3 separate regions of the Homo sapiens genome follow, and regions 2 and 3 are each linked to region 1. A link is a contact called in ENCODE Hi-C or POLR2A ChIA-PET data. All regions are on one chromosome and are shown on one strand. The core of a region is the stretch at or near the end of the contact, and the rest is flanking DNA. Distances in the headings are between cores, read along the strand shown.

Region 1 (3,969 bases), core at 1-2,500:
AGAATTACTCCACAGCGAAGGCCAAATGACTTAAACAGAATTTCAATATATCCTTTCCTGAAAGGGATTACATCATTTCCTTTTACTTCCTCCTCTACGGTTATTTCTAAACAGGTTTCTCTACACAACCACAGAGTTCTGGGAACAAGATTCTGGTTTTCTTTACATTTAAAAATTCCCTTTCTGGTCAGTCTGAAGTTTTCCGTCTTCGTGAAAACCAAAGGTGGTATCTTCATGGAGTAACGTTTTAATTAGTTACATTTTAAAAAATGATGTTGGTGAACATAGTAAATGTATCTTTCCCGGAGGGCAGGGTCTTGCTGTCAGTGCTGAACACAAATCCTTGGAAAGAATTCGGCCTGGGCTATGCAATTTCGTATCAGTAGCCAGAGGGGCCTCCAGCGACCCAGAACCTCCCAGCACCTGCATACTTTCCTATATATGGTCATCTGCAATCAAGTATCCAAATCTTCCACCTGGTGACTCAAATACCAAGGGAATGATTCATATCTAGTCAATAGGATTCTGTTGCAAAGAAAACGGTTAGTCTTTTCAGGAAAAAGCAAACTTCTTGAACTTCCAACCCTCAATATGCAAATCCACTGTTTTCTACCTTCTAAAAAAAATAAGTAAAATAAAATAAATTGCCTATGTGAGGGGGAGAAGATGCTCACAGGATGGGTGCGATTCCAAGTCCACAGAGCAGACCTCTGAGCCAGCCCCGTCTGCCATGCCGGGGACCCGAGGAACCTTCCGACTCCCAGCTTTTTTCTGTCCCCTAGACCTTTAGGACTGGGGAGGCCGAGATGGCTAAGTGGATCCCTTACGCTGCTAGCTGTAATAAGCGAAGCTTTCAGGGAGCGAGGACAGCTGAGTATCAGCTTGGGCCCCACCAAGACCTGGGTGACCCACCCATGGCACGGCACTTTCCCCCCCGTGGGCCCAGTCTCCTCGACTCTGAAATGCAGGACTGAGGTCCCTCCAGCTCCCCACCCACGCAGCTGGGTTGGGGCCGGGCGCGGGCGCCAGCCGCCAGCCCTGCCCAGGGTCGAGCTGCACTCGCGGGGGAACTGGGCGAGGCGCCGCGACCTCCCCAAGCCACCCGTCAGCAGGCGGCTGTGGGCGAGGCTCGCGGGGACGCGCCGGGAGGCTGAACTTACCCAAAGCGCGGTGGGGGAAACTGGTGTGCGAGTAAACTGCGAACAAACTGCGAGCGAAGGTGTCAGCCGCGGGCGCAGGTGCTCCGCGCTGGCTCCGGGTCCGGATCGCGACCGCACCCCTTCCTCCTGCCCCTCCTCCGGCCTCTCGACTCCACCTGATTGCGGCCCCAGGCCCCGGGAAAGGGAAGCCGCGCCCTGCTGCCGCCGGGCTCTATCCCTGTACACAGGCGCCCCAGCTCTGCTCCCTCACCGGTCTCTAAGCTTCCCCACCCTTTTCTCCCTACGCCCTCATTTCGCTCTCGGTTTCCACTACACCTTTACTTTCTCAAATGTACTGCAATGCTTATTTTGTTCTAGGCAGTGTGGATTCGGAGATTAGACTGTCCCTATACCTAAGGAACTCACTGCGTGGCATAGGTGGCGGACACCTAACATTAATAACATTGATCTGGCATTTACTTTGTACCAGGCACTGTTCTAACTTCTTTAAGAATATGCGCGGATTTATTAGGTTGGTGCAAAAGTAATTGCGGTTTTTGCCATTAAAATGGCTCCGACAACAACTCTATGAGGTAGATACTATTATCCCCATTTTATAGATGAGGAAATTGAGATACAGAGACGTTGGGTAACTTCAGCCAATTTACACAGAAGGTAAATGCCAGAGCTAGTGTTTGGAACCCAACTATTTCAGTAATTCCTCTACTAAACGTGTTGACCCTCTGGTATGAGGATTCCAACCAAAGGCTCAGGGAGACGGTAACCTGGAAGGGCATTCTAGGCATTTGGAAGAGCAAAACAAATCATCGAGGCTAAAAGGTTAAAGCCCTACTCGTATGAGGGAATTATGAGCAGTTGTGTGCTGAAGGATGTAGAAAAAGTTACCATGTATTGAGTATCAGGCATTGAAGTGCTTGAATACCTTACCTCTTTTATCTTCAAGGGAACTCTAGGAGGTGCTATTTTTATCACAATTTGCAGAAGAGAAAACTGAGGCTTAGAAAAGTGAAGTGATTTATCCGAGACCACGTAAGTAAAAAGTATTGCTTGCACTCAGTCATCACTGGGCCCCTTATGTATTCACCCGAAGGATTTGAAAACTTACCTCCACAAACACCTGCACATGGATGTTTATAGTAGCTTTACTCCTAAGTATCAAAAGTCGGAAGCAACCAAGATGTAATTCGTAGGTGAATGGATAAATAAACTGTGATACATCTATACAATAGAATTTTATTCAGCACTGAAAAGAAATTAGCTATCAAGCTATAAAAACACATGGAAGAAACTTAAATGCATATTATTAAGAGAAAGAAGCCCATTTGAAAATGCTACACACTATGATTCCAACTATATGACATTCCAGAAAAGGCAACACTACGGAGACAGTAAAAAAAATCACTGGTTTCTAGGAGTTGAGAGGAGGTAGGGTGAACAGGTGGAGCACAGAGGATTTTTAGAGGATAAGCATGGCTGGAGCTGCTTGAGTGTGAGTTGAAGAGATTACAGTCTTGGTCCTTAAGGCTGAGTCCTGGGACCTAGAAACTCATTAGAAATGCAAATTCCCTGAAACCCTGCGCCATCAAGTGATTCTGATGCATCCTAAAGTTTGAGAACCACTGGTTTAAGAGGAGCTACAACGGAGAAGGCAGAAGTGGTCATGCTTAAAAGGCCAGTGCCCTGGGAGCCCTCTCAGATCTACAAATCCGAAGTGATGGGCTTTCTGCAAGAGAGAAGATAGGATGGTGTTCTGCATTCTGTTCTGCATAGTAATTCCTGACTCCCATTCAGACTTCACCACAATAAACTGTTAAATCCCATGTTACCTCAAAAAATTCTGAGATTAGCATGAAATGGGGGAAAATATTTATTATTATTTGTGCCAGACACTGGGTAATGCACTTGACGTACGTGATCTATGTCATGCTTACCAACTAGCTGTAAATTAGGTATGATTGCCTCTATTTTGCAGATACAGACACAGGCTCAGAGGGACTCAGTAAGTTCTACGAGTTGTATTCCAGGCAACTAGGAAGTCATAGGGCTAGATTTATAGCCAGAAGAAAATGAGTAACAGGTGATGTTTTACATGTAGGCTTTATTTTAATTGTTTAAACCATTCAGGATTTAACTTCTTTGATTTCCTGATGGTAACTTTAACAAATGCACTTTTATCATTTTTTGAGTTTTTCTAGTTGTATCAACAGCCCAATTACCACCATTTATATTAGAAACATGCTATGGCATATTATAAAACTATTTTTTCCCCAAAGGATGAGTTTTCTTGGAAGGAAATATTAGAGGATGCTGTTAGAATCCAGGTTTATGGTTATCCAGAAAAAGAATTCAGAAAAGGTTATTTAATAAAAGTTTCATTATTCTGAATACACAGAACTTTACAGGTTAGTAAAAAGGGAATTTTCCTATAGCATCCTGATCAAAAGAACAATTTAACAGCCAAATACAAATTTTTAAAGCAAAGTTATTGAGATATATTTAGAACATATGGTAAAATGTGAAGGAAAGACCGACTACGTGATTGTGGCTGTTGAATACATAGCTGCTGTTACAGTGATGTGTTGGAGCTGGGTTATACCAGCATGTGAAAGCCAGTTCCTGAATTTTCAGTTATTTCACAGCCAGTATTAATGTAGACATTATTACAAGTTAAATAAATACAATTGAATAAATTACGTTAAAAGCAAAGGTAATAGGTACTCAAAATTAACCACTTCCTAATTATTTCACATTTTATTATTATTTTTTTTATTATTTATTTATTTATTTATTTATTTATTTATTTATTTTT
Region 2 (3,969 bases), core at 416-2,915, 110 kb before region 1:
TTGATGTCGAAAGTACAAAGGAGGGCAAATGAGCAAAACTCCACCTAATCCAGTTATACCTAGTGGTGGTCCTAGTCTTTGGTCATGGCTATGGCTAATAAGATTTAAGATATACCTGTGGGTAGCACTGGCAGAAAGAAAGGCAAAAGGGAGAGGGACAGAGAGAAGAGGAAAAGAAAGCAAGAGGGAAAGGTCAGAGTGTTGACAGTGTGAGTTGGAACAAAGATTGGGATTTATGTGTGAAAAAGAGGAAAAGGAGAGATAAGAGCAAAACTAAGAGACGTGCAAGATGAGGATTGGCAGATAGAATAACTTTCAGCTTTCAGCTGCCAGTAACGTAAGCTCAACTACAATGGCTCAAACAATAAATAAATGTATTGATTGGTTCACTGGCTTGGTTATGTCACAAGGATCCACAGTGTTGTCCTCAGTTGCTCTCCCCTTGTGAATATATGATGGCTATAGGATGGCTAAAGCAGGGCTGTGGGTCTGGGATGACTGGAAGAGCAACTGGGATTATGTGCTTCCTTATCCCATTCAAGGAGCAAAAGGCTGGATTCCTGTGGATCTCTGAATGACAAGGGATAATTTTCCAGAATACCCAGCACTCTTCTGCATACATCTCATTGGCCAGACTTGAATCACATACCCATTTCTGAATCTATTACTGACAGATGGATGGCATTACTTAGACCATTCGGATGCCTTTCTGGAGCTGGCATCAATCTTTCCCAGGCACATGACTAGAAGAGAGGAAAGCAAAATTGAGGTTCATTAGGAACACAGGAGATGATTTTTTGCTGAGTAGGCAATCAACAAAGTTCACTGCACACAAGAATTTTTAAAAACTTTGGTAATATATCCTAGTGGCTATAGTAGATTTGATATGGAAAATTTCCATCACTAAAACAGTTTCATTTTTAGAGTCCTATTATGTCATGTTCCTTCTCATAGAAGAATACCTTTGAAGGTATTTAAATAAACTTAAAGAAATCAAGTACAGAGAGTTTCTATTTTCTGTATATTTTACCACCAAAAGAAATCTCAATTTCTACCCCAAAATAATATGCTGTATTCACTCCCTAGAGACAATGCACAATGATTGACCTCCGTTGGAACACACATCATAATACAGAAGCACTAGCCATTGTGTAGAGCTTTACTTCTCTGCCTGATTCCCTCCCCCACTCAGAAGTTATACTTCAGCATTATCCTCCTATGTCCTAGCCAACTTTCTGCATCATGACACAAAGACACTGATGGTTAGGATCATTCTAGCCCGAAGATAGCAAGGGCAAAGCCAGCCAGGCTTAGATGAAACTCACACTGTTTGCTGAATGGCCACGGTGTTTTGAGGTTTCTCTTTATGAAAGGCTAGCATAAAGTCAACAGCCCACAGTTGCTCAAATCTGTGCTTTAGTTTCATTGCCACCACCAAACACTTCTCCACCCAGGAGAATTACAGCTAAGTGTTGTTTTAACTACATCCCCAGGGGAGTATTGAGTAAGACAAAAAGCATGCTAGGTCAACAACAGATCTTTTCTGTAAAAAGGAACATTTCAGGAAAATTAAACAAAGTGTAGAAAAGCCTTAGCTTGCAATCTGTTGTTGCAAAGTTCAAACAATGGCTTTCCTCCCTACTTAGGCAAACACCAAGCAGGAAGCTCTGAACAGAAAAAAAAAAAAAAAAAGACCGTCCAGAGCCATAGAAGAGAATAGCTCATGATGACAGTCATTGTTACTTCATTCCTATTTAGACACAATTAAGGCCATTAGTTCTTTAATTCCGATTCATCTGATTATTTTCAGAAGTTCTAGAGTGAGGACCTTACAATCCTAGAAATCCTACCTGATGAACTCTTAAAAATTGAAGCATAGCTTTTCAGTTATTTCAAAGCTCAGCTAAATCCCCAAATAGTTTGACTCGCCTTCCCTTGTTCCCTGGCAACAATGTGCAGGTAAATTGCTCTACCTGGGATCTCTACTGATGGTAGGGCCTATGGGAAAACAAGATTCATAGCTTGCTCACTGGTGTTTGCAAATATCTTCTGGAGTTTGAAAACTATACTTTTCCTATGTGGACCTTGTGATTTTCTGTTTGGAAAATTTTGTTATTGTCCTCCTCCTTTTCTTTTCCTCTGCTGCATAATTTCAACATTCAGTTTTCCGTTAATCGATGTCATAGTGCCATCCCACAACAATGTCGGCTGAGCTCACTGCTGGCTGCCTTCATAGTGACCAGCTGAAAATATTATAGGACTTTTCCCCATGAGCCCACACTGAACAAAAGCACCTTGCCACTTTTTTCTGTTTTAATATTTGTCTACCCCAAGAGGAGCTGGGCAGAATTCAAAAAATATTTGTCATCTGGGAACAGAAATAAACAAACAGGTCATATGAGAGGTCTTATTTTTTCAGATGCTCTACTGATTATCTCACTTTGTTGACTGATTAATGCCATTCCCCTTGAATAAGTCATTTATATTATCTCAGTTTCTATTCTTATGCTTCCTAAAGTTGACATTGCTAGGATGAGTAAATTCTTATAATAGGTGGGGATTTAGTGAGCACTGATATATTTGACTAAAAAATTTCTTTTATAAAGTGTTTTAAAAATAATTTAAAATTTCAAAAGCTCCTTAGGACATTACCTAGCATTTTAAGGAAAGCCTAGGACACTGATTTTCATTCCCTTCGGAGTTCTTCCAGCTTTAAAATTCTATGAATTTATGAATAGAATAGTTCCCCCTTATCCTTGAAGGATACGTTCCAAGACTTAGTAGATGCCTGAAACTGTGCATAGTACTGAACCCTAGACTGTCTATACTATGTTTTTTCAATCTGATAATCTAGATGGTTGCATCTACAGTGCAGATAACTGGACCAAAAGATGATTCACCTTTGGAAGGGACTGAGCGGAATGCTGTGAGATTTCATCACACTACTCAGAATGGTGCACAATTTAAAACTTATGAGTTGTTAATTTCCAAAATTTTCCCTTAAACATCTTCAGATCGTGGTTGACTGCAGGTAGCTGAAATTATGGAAAGCAAAACCACGGATAAGGGGGGAACTACTGTATATACTTCCTAAGTCTCAGTATGAGATTCTGAATTTGTTTTACAAAGGTTAAATAAATCAGTTAAATATTGACTAGGTAATGCAAATCTATGCAAAAAGCAAAATAATAGTATAATTCTGTGATTATGTAATAATACCTTACACACAATAGGTACTAAAAAACTATTTCTTGATTCTTACCAACTTTCACATTTTCGCATACCAGTTTTCTAACTGTGGAAACTCTATGCAGTAGGATTTTCAAATAGGTGAGTCATTTTATAGCAATATATTTTATAGCTTATACAACTGTAATATGTTTGGAAGGAAATTTATTCCTTTAGTAGGACGAGATCTGTCATTCCTATCATCCTTCACAGGGTCTTCTTGTTTCACTTTATGTGTGTATGGCATTATAAAGGCTTACTGGAGTGCTATTTTTTTCTTCCATTACACAGAAGTCAGATATTAGAAGTGCAAAATCCATAATATTCCTTCCCAGGAATATCCCAAACCAGACAAATAAACAGAAAACCAAAACGCTTTTGCCTTGTTTGACCTTAAGTAATGCTAGTGGGGTTCAACATCTTCTCTAAGGTTCAGGCCCTTGTCTAGTTGGATACAGACCAGGTAATGTCCTCTTTGCTCCAATAAGAGAAAAAGGCATGCTTATTCCTCCTGGTTTTACCACCATTCTCTGTATCTTTCTTAACAATCCCTGCCAATTTGCCCTGTCAATCACCTTCTAAAGCTTGCTGCCTGGTTCACATTTGTGACTCCTGACTTCCAGTAACCTACTGAGTCTACCAGGTACATTCAGACTGGTCTCCCCCTGGACACCCATCATCATCATCACAGTAATAATACCTCCCACCTATTACTATGTGCCAGGTAGGCAGCATGCATAA
Region 3 (3,969 bases), core at 1,091-3,590, 94 kb before region 1:
AGAAAGAGAGAGAGAGAGGGAGGGAGGGAGGGAGGAAGGAAGGAAGGAAGGAAGGAAGGAAGGAAGGAAGGGAGAAAGAAAGAAGAAAAAAGAAAAGAAACAGAAAAGAAAAGAAAGGAAAAGAAAAGAAAAGAAAAGAAAGAAGAAATTAGTTCTAAAGAAGATAGCTGGCGATCCCTGAAGTATTCCCAGTTTGCTGAAGAATTTCACATGCTTTGTATGTTATATAGGAGTCTTATCTGCCCTGGTTAATCTAACTTTTCTTCTTCCTGTCTTGTGAACTGGCTGTCTCTATTAGAACTTTTCTGAAACGTGCATGGAATACATTAACAACTTGTAACGCCTCTCACAACTCTTAAGTGTATGTATGTGTGTCTAAACCGAATCAAGAAAGCTTACAATAGAGCTTCATAGTAACAGTATTTATTTCAGAATCATAATTGTAAACATGAGAATAACTTAATTATGAACTCCAGTTTAGCTCTTTTATAAGTGCAGAATTATATTTTAGCTGCTGTTATATTAGAATAATTTTTAAATGTCATCCTATTTTAAGCACTCATGCTAAGGTAAGTGAAGAACACTTTTCAAATTTTCTCCAGAAGAATCATAAACAAGAAACTAAACAAATTACCTATAATGAAAGTGACTAATGAGCAAGCGGGTTTGGCCAGATACTATACACAAACTTTGATAAAAGGCAAAATGCTTAATTTATATATATATATTTTTAGATGGGGTCTTGCTCTGTCACCCAGGCTCTAGAGTGCAGTGGCATGATCACAGCTCGCTGAAGCCTTAACTTCCCAGACTCAAGCAATCTTACCACATCAGCCTCCAGAGTAGCTGGGACTACAGGTGCACACCACCACGCCCAGCTAATTAGAATGCTTTATTACACTTGTGAAATTTTCTTGTCTAACCTGAATTTACATTCTATAGTGATAACATAGCATATGTATTGTTATTAAAGTGACTATGTAAAAAAATTAATATAAAACTGTATATACAATATGATTCCAATTTTTTACTTTCATATGTGCAGAGAACACAGAATGAAAAGAAATAGTCCTAATAATTATTTGTCAGTGGTCGACTTGGGTTTTTTTCTATGTTATATAGCTCTGTGTTTTCTAAATATTCAGTCAGAAGCAGATATTTTTCTTATCATTACATGTTTAAATTATGGTGGAGAATTTTCAGCAAATATTAAAATAAGGAACTCCTTGGGAGGCCGAGGCGGGCGGATCATGAGGTCAGGAGTTTGAGACCAGCCTGGCCAATATGGTGAAACCCCGTCTCTACTAAAAATACAAAAATTAGCCAGGCGTAGTGGTGGGTGCCTGTAGTCCCAGCTACTTGAGAGGCTGAGGCGGGAGAACTGCTTGAACCCAATAGGCGGAGGCTGCAGTGAGCCGAGATCGCGCCACTGCACTCCAGCCTGGGCGACAGAGCGAGACTCCATCTCAAAAAGAAAAAAAAAAGGAACTCCTGAGTTATCCCCAGTCCTCCTTGGGTCACTCTGTCCAGCTTCTGATTCCTCTGCTTATTTTAGCTGCAGGCTTTATGAGATCTCCCTAGTATTTGGTACCTCATTCCTGGACTAAGTGGTCAAACGTGTGTAATGGGGCAAAAGGCCTTAGGATGTTGAATAATCGCTGAGCAGGTGGTAAACCTGTGACACTGATGTGATGGATGTAGGAGTGGTCTCCTTGCAGCCCTGGAGCCTTTCATCAGAGTAGGATTTCACCCATCTGAGCTGGCAACAAGCCCTGTTATTCCCAGGACATCTAGAATTCATCAATCGTGCCTGGATTGTTTATTCACTTCACTCATGCTCCTGAATTCTTTGTAGCAGAGTCATTTCCTGTTTAATTCTCTCCAAAGTTTCCCCCTTTGGCCCAGGACTGAAAATTATCTGTTCTACAGTGCATAAAATATTTTTCACAAAGGTAAGCCGTTAGTTATGTATTAGTCTGTTCTGGAAAAAAAAAGTCAAAATAGTTGAGACCTACAGTTAGTCCATGTGATCTGGAAGTGACCAATAGTCATCACAGGGGGTGCACTTACCTAAATCGAATCCGTGTGTATCATTTTCTGCGTTGGTAAGTAGATCCACGTTTTCCTTTGGGAGGCTCACTTTAATATCCTTCTGCTTCTTTAAGATTGGGAAACCACCCAGGCCTCCCAGCTCTTGGCAAGCAACACTCTGACTTCATGTTGTTACTCAGCATTTTGTTCCTTATTGAAATGCCTGGCTCTGCACAACTGGTTTGTAAAGTCTGAAGATCCCCTGGCCATGCCCAGAAACAGCAGCCTCAGGAAGACAGAACTGAAAAGAACACACAGTGAGAACGAGAAGGGCTTTACAGCTCCGGTCAGCCTGACTCAAACCTGTGTTAATAGCCCAGACTCTTGTTGCTCCATCCAGACCTTCCTCTCTCTTCTAGTCACAATCCTACACACCCTTCTAGTAGGAACTCAAAAGCCACCTCACTCAGCCTAAAGTAATCTATCCCTCTTCTGTGTTTCTTATAATACTTTTATTTACTTTGTCTTACAAATTTTCCTTGTATCATACTTACTTATGTATGTATGTCTTCCTACGAGGTTGTAAGTGTTCAGGAAAATTAGAATGATCCAGTTTAGCTTGTACACTTCTCCTTGAGCACAATGCCTTGTACTTATTAAATAAAAATGCTTGAATTGCATGGAATTGAATCAAAATCTAAGAAAATAATCTGCTTTAGAATAGATCTGAGAATGCTGAGTAATGCACAACTCCTGCCTTCTTTGGGGGGACCTGAAACCTTAGGGGGACTTCAATTACTTCTGGATTTGGTATAGCTTCAGCAAAGGCAAGATTTCCCAGGGTTGCTATGGCCTACAGGAATATCAGCCTCCATTGGTCTTAGTGTCTGGCTTTAAATGGTAATGGAATCACACTGATTTTTTATGTTCGTATAGTAACATCATAAAGATACTGAAAATACTGGCAGTATGAAAGGAGAAAAGCAAATTCATTTCTTTTTTGAAAGATAAATCTCATTCATAAGGGATTAAACTTTTATTGTAGATAAGGTGAAATTTGGTAAGTTAAAATGAGAAGAATTTCAAAATGCTTTGTTGGGTGAAAAAAACCTTCTAAAGTAGTATGTTTATTATGATTCTTTTTTTGGTAAAAACAAATTTAAAAAGATAACTTCTATATAAAGTATATGTATACACGCCTGGGGAAAGCATTTGGAAAATTATACAGGCATTAATTTCTCCTACAGTTAAAGTGTCCCTAACAAAAATTGGACATAGCACAATTAGCTGCTTATTGAACATAATTTAATGAATCACTGTTAGTAATAACCAGAACTGACTGGGAACTGGGAAATGATAAAAAGCTGCTGCTTCCCCTGGCTGTAATGGACTGTACTGCAGGCAGACCTGCATGGCAACAGTGATGAGGCATTAGACGGTGCTGAATACGTGGCGGAAAGTGTAAGGAAGTTTGTGTTTCCTTTTGTAGGTTTTGATCTACCTTTTTAAAATTAAAGCTAGCAATAACCAAATACATTTATGGTTATGAAAACAAATTTATTGTTAAAATTACTATTTTTAAAATTCTGTTCTACTGTGAGTTTTAACATTTCTGTTCCCATTAAAACATTTTTTTTTAAAAAAGTTAGTTTTAAATTGCAATTTGGCTTAATTTTAATAGGAGATACACTTTTAAAGGACAAAATCTAAAAGGCACATGCTAGTATTTCTAAATGAGAAATTTTTGTTCCATCCCTATTCCCCAGCCATCCTTCTCCAATTTCAACCAGTGTTACCTGTTTCTTTACATTCTTTTGATAAGTTGAGATTTCTTAGAAATGCACCTATTTTGCAACAGTAGAATAGGCTATATACTAAAATACTAACTGTAGTTATTTTCAAACAACAGGATAATAGGAAATATTTATCTCTTTATAG

Evidence for each region. A loop is a pair of places that touch in the nucleus more often than their neighbours do. ChIA-PET counts read pairs that join two places held with the same protein, here RNA polymerase II (POLR2A). Pooled maps may share reads with other maps.
Region 2: a loop to region 1 is called in a map of heart right ventricle, with 2.3 times the contacts of the local background. The contact joins the enhancer-like site here to the promoter of ANXA3 in region 1. A Hi-C loop is called at or near these places in 1 of 168 maps with a recorded cell type or tissue (heart right ventricle) and 9 of 50 pooled maps. POLR2A ChIA-PET finds 5 or more read pairs at or near these places in 2 of 52 experiments (HEK293T and activated CD4-positive, alpha-beta T cell).
Region 3: a loop to region 1 is called in a map of endothelial cell of umbilical vein, with 3 times the contacts of the local background. The contact joins the promoter of LINC01094 here to the promoter of ANXA3 in region 1. A Hi-C loop is called at or near these places in 5 of 168 maps with a recorded cell type or tissue (Caco-2, IMR-90, endothelial cell of umbilical vein and 1 more) and 10 of 50 pooled maps. POLR2A ChIA-PET finds 5 or more read pairs at or near these places in 2 of 52 experiments (MCF 10A and activated CD4-positive, alpha-beta T cell).

Annotation. Positions count from the first base shown.
Region 1 is chr4:78,549,051-78,553,019 of GRCh38, reverse strand. It overlaps ANXA3 (annexin A3), which reads right to left and starts at 1,250. Exons shown (of 13, transcript NM_005139.3): 1 at 1,161-1,250. RefSeq lists enhancers at 1-830, 134-885.
Region 2 is chr4:78,659,692-78,663,660 of GRCh38, reverse strand. It overlaps LINC01094 (long intergenic non-protein coding RNA 1094), which reads right to left. Exons shown (of 3, transcript NR_038308.1): 2 at 689-743. Among named protein-coding and RNA genes, the nearest start is that of LINC01094, 16 kb to the right of the region's middle. Within about 2 kb of position 1,665, at least 5 of the 41 ENCODE cell types and tissues checked have a DNase peak (open chromatin) inside an H3K27ac peak, as active enhancers do.
Region 3 is chr4:78,644,365-78,648,333 of GRCh38, reverse strand. LINC01094 (long intergenic non-protein coding RNA 1094) reads right to left here and starts at 2,340. Exons shown (of 3, transcript NR_038308.1): 1 at 2,071-2,340. RefSeq lists an enhancer at 1,504-2,703.